Regions from separate parts of the Homo sapiens genome. Here region 1 is linked to region 2. Evidence: chromatin contacts called from ENCODE Hi-C data. All regions are on one chromosome and are shown on one strand. The core of a region is the stretch at or near the end of the contact, and the rest is flanking DNA. Distances in the headings are between cores, read along the strand shown.

Region 1 (5,150 bases), core at 111-2,610, 970 kb before region 2:
AAACCTAAAACAATGAGTGGCATAGACAATCACTCAGGCAAACTGTCCATTGAATAAATCCAAATGATGTTAATCACCATCCTTCTGTGAACATAAGTAAGGTAATATCCCTCAGAGGCTGTTTCATTTCATTTCTTTCATGCAGTTTTAGGCAATGCAATAATGCAGTTTTAAAAGACCAATGTTTGAGACAGTTAGATTTTAAAGACAGTGACTTCTACACGACAACATATTGTATGTTTTCATTTTATGAACATGAATAATCCACCACCTTATCAGAATCCATCAATAAAACAAGGATACCATAAGTCGTTTTGTGAGATCCTGCTTCTAGAAAGAGGCGTATGGGTAGATATGGTATACAGACGGGAATTACCTTTCAGAATTCTTCCTAACAAGGAAATGTGGCAAACTGGACTAATTCCAGTAAAGATTTAATTAGACCCGTTACTTGGTTACCTTGCTAAACTTATCCAAACTAGTACTGTGTCAAGTGATGAATTCAGTGATTCCATCTGTGAAATAGAAGACAAATGACACAGTGAACAAAGAAAAGTTCCACAATGTCCACCCATGTTTGAACTAAAAGAGAGGGGGAAAAATCCCTAACCCTAAATCAAAAGTATTCAAGCAACTAAGATTTCAAACAATGGCGAGATATCTACGAGTAGGTGAAGCAGTTAACTGAAACCACAGGGAGAACATTCATGATTCGTGCTTTCTTTCTTTTTTTTTTTTTTGAACACGACTTTTCTCAATGAATAGAAGAGACTCACAACCGCCTGTGTCTGGACAACCCACGCATTACACCCAGTCACCAATTCTTGGTCCTTCTTGGGGGCCCATGGCGCCAGCCCGGGGCCGACCCCACCGGGGACTCCTCAGGGTCCGCAGGCTGGAGGAATGAGGACACTCCCGCTACCTATATCCATCCCTGAATCCCGGCCCACGCCGTGGGAGCAGCGGGGCTCAGCATTCTGCAACTTCACTCTTGTGTCCATTATGAGCACAGCCTGCCTCGCCCCTCCTCCTCCCCTGGAGGCTCGCGCAGGACTCAGGAAACAGAACAGGACCAGGATATGGCCTCCGTCCGCGGGTCCCCTGTACGCCCCCATGTAAGTCATCTGACCCAGGAGACTCAGTTTTCCAACCTGTCAAATAGGGGAACGAGAAACCCAGCCTACCTTAACGGGTGGTTCCTGGCCGGCCGCCCCAGGCTGGCCCGGGAACTGCGGATCCGCGGTCGCGCCCCGGCCTGAGGGGCGGGGCTTGGCGGGGCGTGACCGGGACCCAGTCCAGCGGACAACGCGCAGCCCACCGCCCGCACCCAGCAGCCCCGGGACCTCCGGCCCGTGACGTCAGCACGCTGACGTCGACGCACACAGCTCGCATCTCGCTCGAGGGACCAAAGACCCGACTGGTTCCTGAGTGCCTCCATAGAGGAGCCAACCTATTGGCCAGATGACATGTCAATCTTCTACTGACCAGTAAACGACGCGGGAAGGAGGGAGAGGGCGAGCCGGTCTGCCTGTAGGAATGGGTGGGAAATCTGGGCATCCAGCTTTGAAACACGGAGCTGGTTGGACTTTCCCGCATTGTGCATCGCACGGTTTAACAAGCGCCCGCTTCCTCTTCGTCCGCGTTTCTGCGCCTTCCGCTTCCCTTCAGTTATTCGGTGGGGGTTTATGCTCCAGCTCGTGGGAAAATGTCATGGAAATGGGTTTCAGGGCCTCTTGGGCACCTCATGCTGAGCCCTCCAGGAATAAAAACAGGGCATACCATTTCTATGTCGGTACTCAGCTCAAGAGTCACCTCTTCTAACTCTCACTTCCCCCAGACCTATTTAGGATACCTTTTCTCAGCGCTCCTAGTTCATAACTAACATCTCTAAGCGGTAGTCACATTTAATTATATCTATATGTCTGTTTTCACACGAAGTTAGGCACCTTTTATTGTTTTATTTAAAATTTAATTAAACTTTTCTCCCAACGGATGCTACACTTATTCACATTTTTAGAAGTACAGAGGTATACAGTGAACATTCTTTGGATCCCCATTTCATTATTTGTATATTTTTCCAAAGTCATTCTAAGTACCGTTATTAATTTTAAATTACACAAGTAAGATTTTGTCCATGCGAAAAAAAAAAAAAGCTTAAACGTTACAATTATGCTTATATCCCTTTTAGGCCCTAATTACAAACCCAGTCTGTAGATGATGACTCCTAGTTCCTGTGCATTTGCAAGTGTAGATGTTACTTTTTTACACTTAGCATTGAAATCTTTCCATATCTGTATATAAATCTACCTCATTCTCTGAAAATGCTGCATGTCCTCAGAACCAATATGTGTATATATATACATACATAATTAATGTACCATTCCCCCACCCTCACGTTTGTTTATTAATATTATTATGAGAAGCAATGGTACCATAAATATATATGTAGATGCCTTTTTGTACTTAGGTCCAAGTATTTCTCTAGAGTGCAGATACCAACAAGAGAATGTACTGGATCACAGAGTTTGCACGATGTAAATCCTTAATAGATTTCACTGATTTGCTCCCCTGAGTAGTTGTTTTAACTTACATTCCCACTGCTAGTATTTGAGCAATTTTTCCCTGTATCCTCGCCAATACTGATAAAATACAATTTAAAAAAATTTTATAAACTGATAGATGTGAAAACCTTTTAAAGCATAACACATATACAAAATAAGTGTAATAATCATAAGTGCTTGTCTTAGTGACAGTGTGAACAAACTTGTGTAACCACCGCCTCACAGCAAAATTTTAAATGTTTACCAGCAATTTAGAAGCTTTCCTCATGCTCAGTCTTAGTCATTATACCCCTACACACAGATAGGCACAATTCTGAATCCTACCACCCAATTAGTTTTGCCTGCTTCTGAATGTTTATAAATAGTCATACATAATACGCACTCTTATGTGGCTCTTTTTGCTTAATACTATATTTGTAAGATTGATCCATATTCAAGAATATAATAGTTTCATTTTCATTTTTGTATATAATTCTAAAATTTACTTGCCTATTCTACTGTTGTTTGACATTAGATTATTTAAAGTTTGGGGTAATTACAAATGACGCTGCTATGAATATTCTTGTACCTGTCTTATGATGCACATAGTTACACATTTGATTTTGGAAGATCCCTGGAAGTAGTGTTACTATGCACAGGGTATATATTCAATATATTCAACATTAATAGACACTGCCAAATAGTTTTTAGGTTTTACTAATTTATACATGCCCTAGTCGTGAATGAAAATTTCAGTTACTCTGCATCTTTGCCAACACTTACTATACTCATTTGTGTTTTGTGTTCTTCCTTTTTCTTTTCCTTTTTAAATGTTATACATTCTGGTGAATATGTAGAGGCATCACATTGTGGATTTAATTGCATTCACTCATGTGTAGCCTCTGAAGTCTCAAAGAAATTGATGGAAACCATTCCTAAGGAAGCCCAGATAGTGGACTTATTAGATAATGATTTAAGTCAACTGTCTTACATATGCTCAAAGAACTAAAGGAAACTGAGAGATGAAGCCGGCTGGGCTTCTAGGTTGGGTGGGGACTTGGAGAACTTTTCTGTCTAGCTAAAGGATTGTAAACACACCAATCAGCACTCTGTGTCTAGCTAAAGGTTTGTAAATGCACCAATTAGCACTCTGTGTCTGGCTAATCGGGTGGGGACTTGGAGAACTTTTCTGTCAAGCTAAAGGATTGTAGATGCACCAATCAGCACTCTGTGTCTGGCTAAAGGTTTGTAAACGCACCAGTCAGCACTCTGTAAAAACGGACCAATCAGCACTCTGTAAATGGACCAATCAGCGCTCTGTAAAATGGACCAATCAGCAGGATGTGAGTGTGGCCAAATAAGGGAATAGAAGCAGGCCACCCGAGCCAGTAGCAGCAACCCACCTCGACTTCCACACTGTGGAAGCTTTGTTCTTTCGCTCTTTGCAATAGATCTTGCTGCTGCTCACTCTTTGGGTCCGCATTACCTTTATGAGTTGTAATACTCACCGCAAATGTCTGCAGCTTCACTCCTGAAGCCGGGGAGACCACGAACCCAACAGGAGGAATGAACAACTCCAGATGCGCTGCTTTAAGAGTTGTAACACTCACTGCGAAGGTCTGCAGCTTCACTCCTGAAGTCAGCGAGACCACGAACCCACCGGGAGAAACAAACAACTCTGGATATGCCACCTTAAAGAGCTGTAACACTTACTGTGAAGATCTGTGGCTTCACTCCTGAAGTCAGCAAGACCATGAACCCTCCAGAAGGAACAAACTCTGGACACACCATCTTTAAGAACTGTAACACTCACCGTGAGGGTCCGCAGCTTTATTCATGAAGTCAGCGAGACCAAGAAACTCACCAATTCTAGACACAAAACCAAGAACATAAAACCTGAAGGAAACTAGGGTAATGATGTATAAACAAAAGGAAAATATCAATAAAAAGATAGAAATTATCAAAAGGAACCAAATAGAAAATCTTGGGCTTGCAAGTACAAATAAGTGAAGTGAAAACTTCACTTGAGAATTTCAAGAAACATTTTCGCATGTTGAAGGATGAATCAGTAAACTTTAAGATAGGAAAACTGAAATTATCCAGTCTTAGGAGCAGAAAGAAATAACAGGAAAATGAGCAAAGCCTAAGGAACCTATGGGATATCAACAAGGATACCGAAATATATATTACAGAAGTCACACAAGGAAAAGAGAGAAAAAGAAAAACTACATTAGCGGAGAAAAATGTCTCAGAACTCCCCAAATTTGAAAAGAGAAAGATAAGATTCAATTAAATAAAATGAGAAATGAAAGTGAAGACATTATATCAAACTTATATATGGAAAAAGGATTGTAAGATTTGACTGTGAACAGTTGTGTGCTGACAAATAACCTGAATGAAAAGGACATGTTCCTAGAAACACAGAAATTACCAAAACTAACTCAAGAAAAAATAGGAACTATAACCAGATCTATAACAAAGAGATTTAATCAGTCCTTTAAAAACAACAACAACAAAACCTTAAAAAACAAAAGTCAAAGACCAGATGGCTTCACTGGTGAATTCTACTGGACATTTAAAGAATTAACACCAATCCTTCTCAAACTCTTC
Region 2 (5,302 bases), core at 889-3,388:
TGAAGTCTCTGAGTGACCTTCGGCTAATATCAAATTCTGCAGTTGTAAAATTGGATTTCAATTTTAATCCCCATCATAAATGGCATTACTGAGATTTTGGCTTCGGTGATTAGAAATCACCAGGCATTATTTTATAGTTCCAAATACTCTTTCCTTGGAAAAAAATATATAAGCTATATATCTGTATGTGTGTGTCTGTGTGTGTATATATATAAGGTGTATATATTTTATATATATACATATTCATGCATATACATATATACAGACACACCCAAATATATATATATACACACAATGTATATATCTGTATATATACTAATAATAATATTTATACATAGTTTGACAAATGGTATCATGCTTTATGTGTTATTTGAGAAGGCTTGTCTTTCATGGGAATATTCTTTGAAAATGTTTTCATATTACTGTGTTTCATTACTGATTTGTTTTTCATTATTTAGATGTAATACAATTTATTTAACCAAGCCCTTTTACTAAATGATTCAATGCTTTGAAATTACCATAAGTCTATAATTAATATCTTACAGCCCAGAATGTATGCACACCCATGATCACATTATTAGGATAAATTTGTGGAACTGTACTTTGTATGAGATATGTTTTCAAGGCTTTTGATACTGTCTAATTGCTTTCCACACACAGAAAGTCATGTCCATTTTAACCAGCAGTGTTCATTTTTTTTTTAACTCTCTCCAGTAGTGTTTCTTAAACTAAAAAAACCTAAAAACCTAAAAAACTAACACTCTGTCCAGTTATTGTTTTTATAGTGTTAGTTTTAATATGACGTTTTAAATAAGAATACTTACTGCATATTCAGCTTTGCAGCTTGCTTTACAGAGGTATTCTGAAATTATTTTTGTATCATTATATTTTATGTTTCGACCTTGGCATTCCATTTTATCTTTTAGTTGAATCAATTTTTTAAAATTTTAGCAAAAAATGTCATGACTGGTGGAGCGGGTGAGTTTCCTGTACTTGTGTGTCGATGACCAAAGCTCCAGGGTGGCAGTGACCTTGCTGGCAGAGCCCCTCTGCCAGAGCGATGGTCCAGGGAAGGCGGATGGGACTCACTTTCTACCTCACCCTCAATTCCAAGTTTTACTTTTATGTGGTAAGCAAGACATATCGAGGTCACTTGGGAGGCTTTGCGAAATCACCCAATCTCTCTTACCCTCAAGTCATATCAAAATTACCAAGGAAGAATCAGGGCATGTACATTTGGAAAATACTCTTAATTGATTCCTCTTCTGAGGGAGAGCCTGGTTCTAGGGTGCTCCTGTGACTGCAATTTTATCGTCCTCCTCCTGCCAGTGCCTGGATTTCTTCTGAGCTATGTAGAAAATCCAAAACCTGAATTCTTTCCATGTGCTGCCTCCGGGATGCATGTGTCTCTGTCCCAGTAGTGATTTTCCTCGGGGGCAGTTGGATCCCAGAATGCACAGTATGGAGGGACTGTGGAGAGAGAGAGGTTGGGGGCCAACCACATGGAGGAGATAGGATTACTATAGAATCTGGGTCCCTGTGAGAGCTATCTGTAATGGGGGTGTGTGCTATGAAGCATCTCCTTTTTATTTTCAGACCCTGTTCTTATGTGAGATGACCAGGGTATTCCAAAATCAGAGTACATTTTCTCAATGTAGCTCCATCTGTCTTAACATTCTTGTTAATTCCTTGTACAGTTTAGTCTTGGTGTATCTCTGTCTTAGTTTTCCCTGTCTGGGGAGTGTTCTGCTTCATGAGTACAGAATAATAGTTTTTTTTTTTTAACTGAAAGTTAATTGGAGGTGGTTTTAAGGCCTTTAGCGCTTATGAGGACTTGAAAAGTCATCCTAGAAAAAGCAAAGACTCTGAACAGAGAATAATCATAAGAGAGTGTTGGTTTTCTTTATTTTTCCATGGTTCTTTTTTAGTTTTTGATTTTAGTTATTCCCCTGCAACTTCTCCCAGGCCAGTCTTGCATCAGAGAGTTGAGAAGTTGGAACGACTATTTAGTAATGATTTTGAGTGCTGGAAATGATCCAGTAACTTTTGACAAGCAGATATTTTCACTTTTGAATACCCAGCCAGCCAGAAATAGACAGGCCTCAGTAAACAGAACCGCATGGTCATTGCACCACCTAGAGACGGTCTTGCAAAAACGCTGAAAGCTGGCTGATGATATCAGGGTCTGGCTGCAAAATCTCTAGATGCTGTAAGCAGTCTCGTGCAGAATTCTCTCTGTACTTCCCAAAGAGGAATCATCTTGCCTGTTAAACTCCTTACTGAACTTTAAGGATTAATTTGAGGTTTGGATCATCTTTTGGATCACTTTGAAGAAAAGTTCAGTTCATAAGATTAAGACTGCTATTTCTCATGTTTCTGCTCCCAAGTAGGCAATGCCCAGCAAGCATTACATGACAAGGCTTTGGAGTTCACTGGGCCTAGATTTAATTTTAGCTTTCCTCCTTTTGAGCCATGGGCCAGTGGTTCAGTCATTTAACCTGTTTGGGCATGGGTTTTCTCAGCTGTGAAACTGGGCAGCATCTTTTCTGTTTTGAGATTATGGGAGGGCCCCACAGGACCGTCTACCAGCGACTAGCACAGCAGCTGGAACCAAGGTGCACTCAGCCAGTGCTACTTCCCTTTCTTCCTTTTGGAGAGAACACATCATAGAAATCATCTGCAGCCTTTTAAGTTTTCCAAGGTAAAAGTGGCCATTGCGCCAACAAGGCAAGAAGAACAGTTTATTAAAAGGTAATAAACCACAACACCTTTGAGGAGGCAGATGGGCATCACATTCCTTCTCAGCACAACATCCCAATGGAGCAAATTTTTCTGATAAAATAATTCTAAAGTCACAATCTAGGTGGCTGAGTGGCTTGTAAGTTTAGTCATAACACAGAAAAGCTGCTTCATCTTCTGAGATCTCGTTTTTTGTTTGTTTGTTTGTTTGTTTTTGGTAGAGTTTTGCTCTTGTCGGGTGCCCACCACCACACCCAGCTAATGTTTGTATTTTTAGTAGAGACGGGTTTCACCATGTTGGCCAGGCTGGTCTCAAACTCCTGACCTCAGGTGATCCACCCACCTCGGCCTCTCAAAGTGCTGGGATTACAAGCATGAGGCACTACACCAGCCATCTTCTAAGATCTCTTGTTATTGATTCTGTGGTTTCAAAATGGACAGGCCTTTGTAGGTCCCCTGGTGGGAAGAGACAGAGTTGTCTGGGATAATGCTATTCTTTTTTTTGAGACAGAGTCTCGCTCTGTCACCCAGGCTGGAGTGCAGTGGTGCAATCTTTGCTCACTGTAACCTCCATCTCCCAGGTTCAAGGATTCTCCTGCCTCAGCATCCTGAATAGCTGGGACTACAGGAGTGCGCCACCACACCCAGCTAATTTTTTGTATTTTTAGTAGAGACAGGGTTTCGCCATGTTGGCCAGGCTGCTCTCGAACTTCTGATCTCAGGTGAACCACCCACTTTGGCCTCCCAAAGTGCTGGGATTACAGGCGTGAGCCACCGTGCCCTGCCGGGATAATGCTATTTTTAGTGGAGCTTCTAAGGAAGGGCATATGGATTCCTGAGAGTAATGGAAGGCAGACTCTCACCTCTAGGATGACTTTATTTTGAGAACAGGGGAAATGCTGTATACAAAGTTGTCCCTCTTGATTGTAGCCGCCAAGACCTGTGCACCATGGCTTTCACACTCTGCAAAGTGTTGTGTTCCTGGCTAGAGCCCTTTCAGAATTTGTCTCTGGTTTATTTCCAATTTGTAGTCTCTCTATTTGTGAATTTTTCCTTGTTCAGTCTACCGGACAAGCATGAAAAAGGAGATGTCTGTAGTTCATCTTTCTGATCCCTTCTGAATCAAAGCAGATATTAAAATCAGACAAGGCTTTTTTTTTTCTAGCTGCTTTGTTTTCCTTTCCTTTATCTTGACTGCAGAGAAAATAAGCTTTTTTTTTTTAAAAAAAGAAATTGTTTCTCAACAATATAATGTGTTTTAACATGAAATATTTTACAAAAAAATTTCATCATATTTCAGGATCATCCTGGAGGGAAAAATGACTAAAATGTGAAGGTGGAAGAGGTTATGGGTAATGGTGAAAACATTTCAGAATTAAGATTCATGTTCAAATTTTTAAGAGGATTTTCTACCTTCTTGGGTGATGGAAGATAATTATCTGTAGTTACACAAGTATAATTACACAAAATTACATATGCAGGGGTTGGTGTCATCTTAATAATATTTTTTCAGCAAATAGAGATGGCAGGGAATGAAATGAACTGCATATTTATATTTTTCCTTCTCTATCTCTGTCCCCATCCTAATACTACGGAAGGAAGCGTCTTTGTCTAAATGCTACTAGGCTTCAACAGTCATTGTGAGAGTAACATTGTGATTAAGCTTGGGCTGTAGATTTGGGTTGCTGACATCGATTTCTGACTCTACCAATCACAGGCTGAGTGACTTGGGCAAGGTACTTGACATTTTCATGTTTCTGTTTTTTATTCTTTAAAATGAGGGATAATAATTTTCTCTATCAATATGTGTGTTGTGTAGATTAAATTAGTAGATACTTGGAAGTTGTTCAGAGCAGTGCTTGCTACATAGTCTGTGAATCTAGATGCTATTATTACGATCTTATGATTGATATTAATATTATTGGAATGGCGTCCAGTGCTCTGTGACACCGTGAGAGATGGTGATAGCAGAACGTGAGAGTTGTAGGTTGTCCCTAGGAGGGTAGTGTGAAAATCCGTGGTGAAAGTAACAGTTAAAGGTGAAAGAACACTGGGTGCTTGGGAAACTGCAGGTCATTTATCATGGCCAATGTTTATGTTGCAGAGAGGGAAGTAGAGTTGCCTTTTGGAGTGAGGGAAAGGTTATAGAAGAATTTTAAATTCAAAGGGCTTTGCAATATACAGTCAGTCCTCATTATTCATGGATTCCGTATTTGCAAATTTGCCTTTTTGCTAAAATTTATTTGTAATGCCCAAATCAATATTCAACATGCTTTTTTAGATCATTCTTGGAAAATGCACAGTGGCAAAAAATCTGAGTTGCCCAACTCAGATGTTCCAGCTGAAGTCGAACAAGACACCAAGCCACCACCCTGCCTTCCTGTTTCAGCTCTCATGCTTCAAACAGGTGTCCCTTTCCCAGTCTGTCTAGGCCACGTTTTTCTCATTTTTGTGCTTCCTGCTTTCTGATGGTAATTTCAGTTTCAAATGGCCCTTAAATGTAGTGCTGAAGTGCTGTTTTTATGTTCCGAAGTGTAAGAAGGCTGTGACATGCCACGCAGAA

The links. A loop is a pair of places that touch in the nucleus more often than their neighbours do. Pooled maps may share reads with other maps.
Region 1: a loop to region 2 is called in a pooled map, with 8 times the contacts of the local background. The contact joins the promoter of STARD3NL here to the enhancer-like site in region 2. A Hi-C loop is called at or near these places in 1 of 168 maps with a recorded cell type or tissue (ascending aorta) and 6 of 50 pooled maps.

What each region holds. Positions count from the first base shown.
Region 1 is chr7:38,174,455-38,179,604 of GRCh38, reverse strand. STARD3NL (STARD3 N-terminal like) reads right to left here and starts at 1,360. Exons shown (of 9, transcript NM_032016.4): 1 at 1,185-1,360. RefSeq lists a silencer at 1,104-1,383 and enhancers at 1,634-1,713, 3,461-4,660.
Region 2 is chr7:37,205,492-37,210,793 of GRCh38, reverse strand. The region is part of intron 13 of ELMO1 (engulfment and cell motility 1); the gene reads left to right. Among named protein-coding and RNA genes, the nearest start is that of ELMO1-AS1, 210 kb to the right of the region's middle. Within about 2 kb of position 2,138, at least 9 of the 41 ENCODE cell types and tissues checked have a DNase peak (open chromatin) inside an H3K27ac peak, as active enhancers do; they include ascending aorta, where a contact is called at or near this core.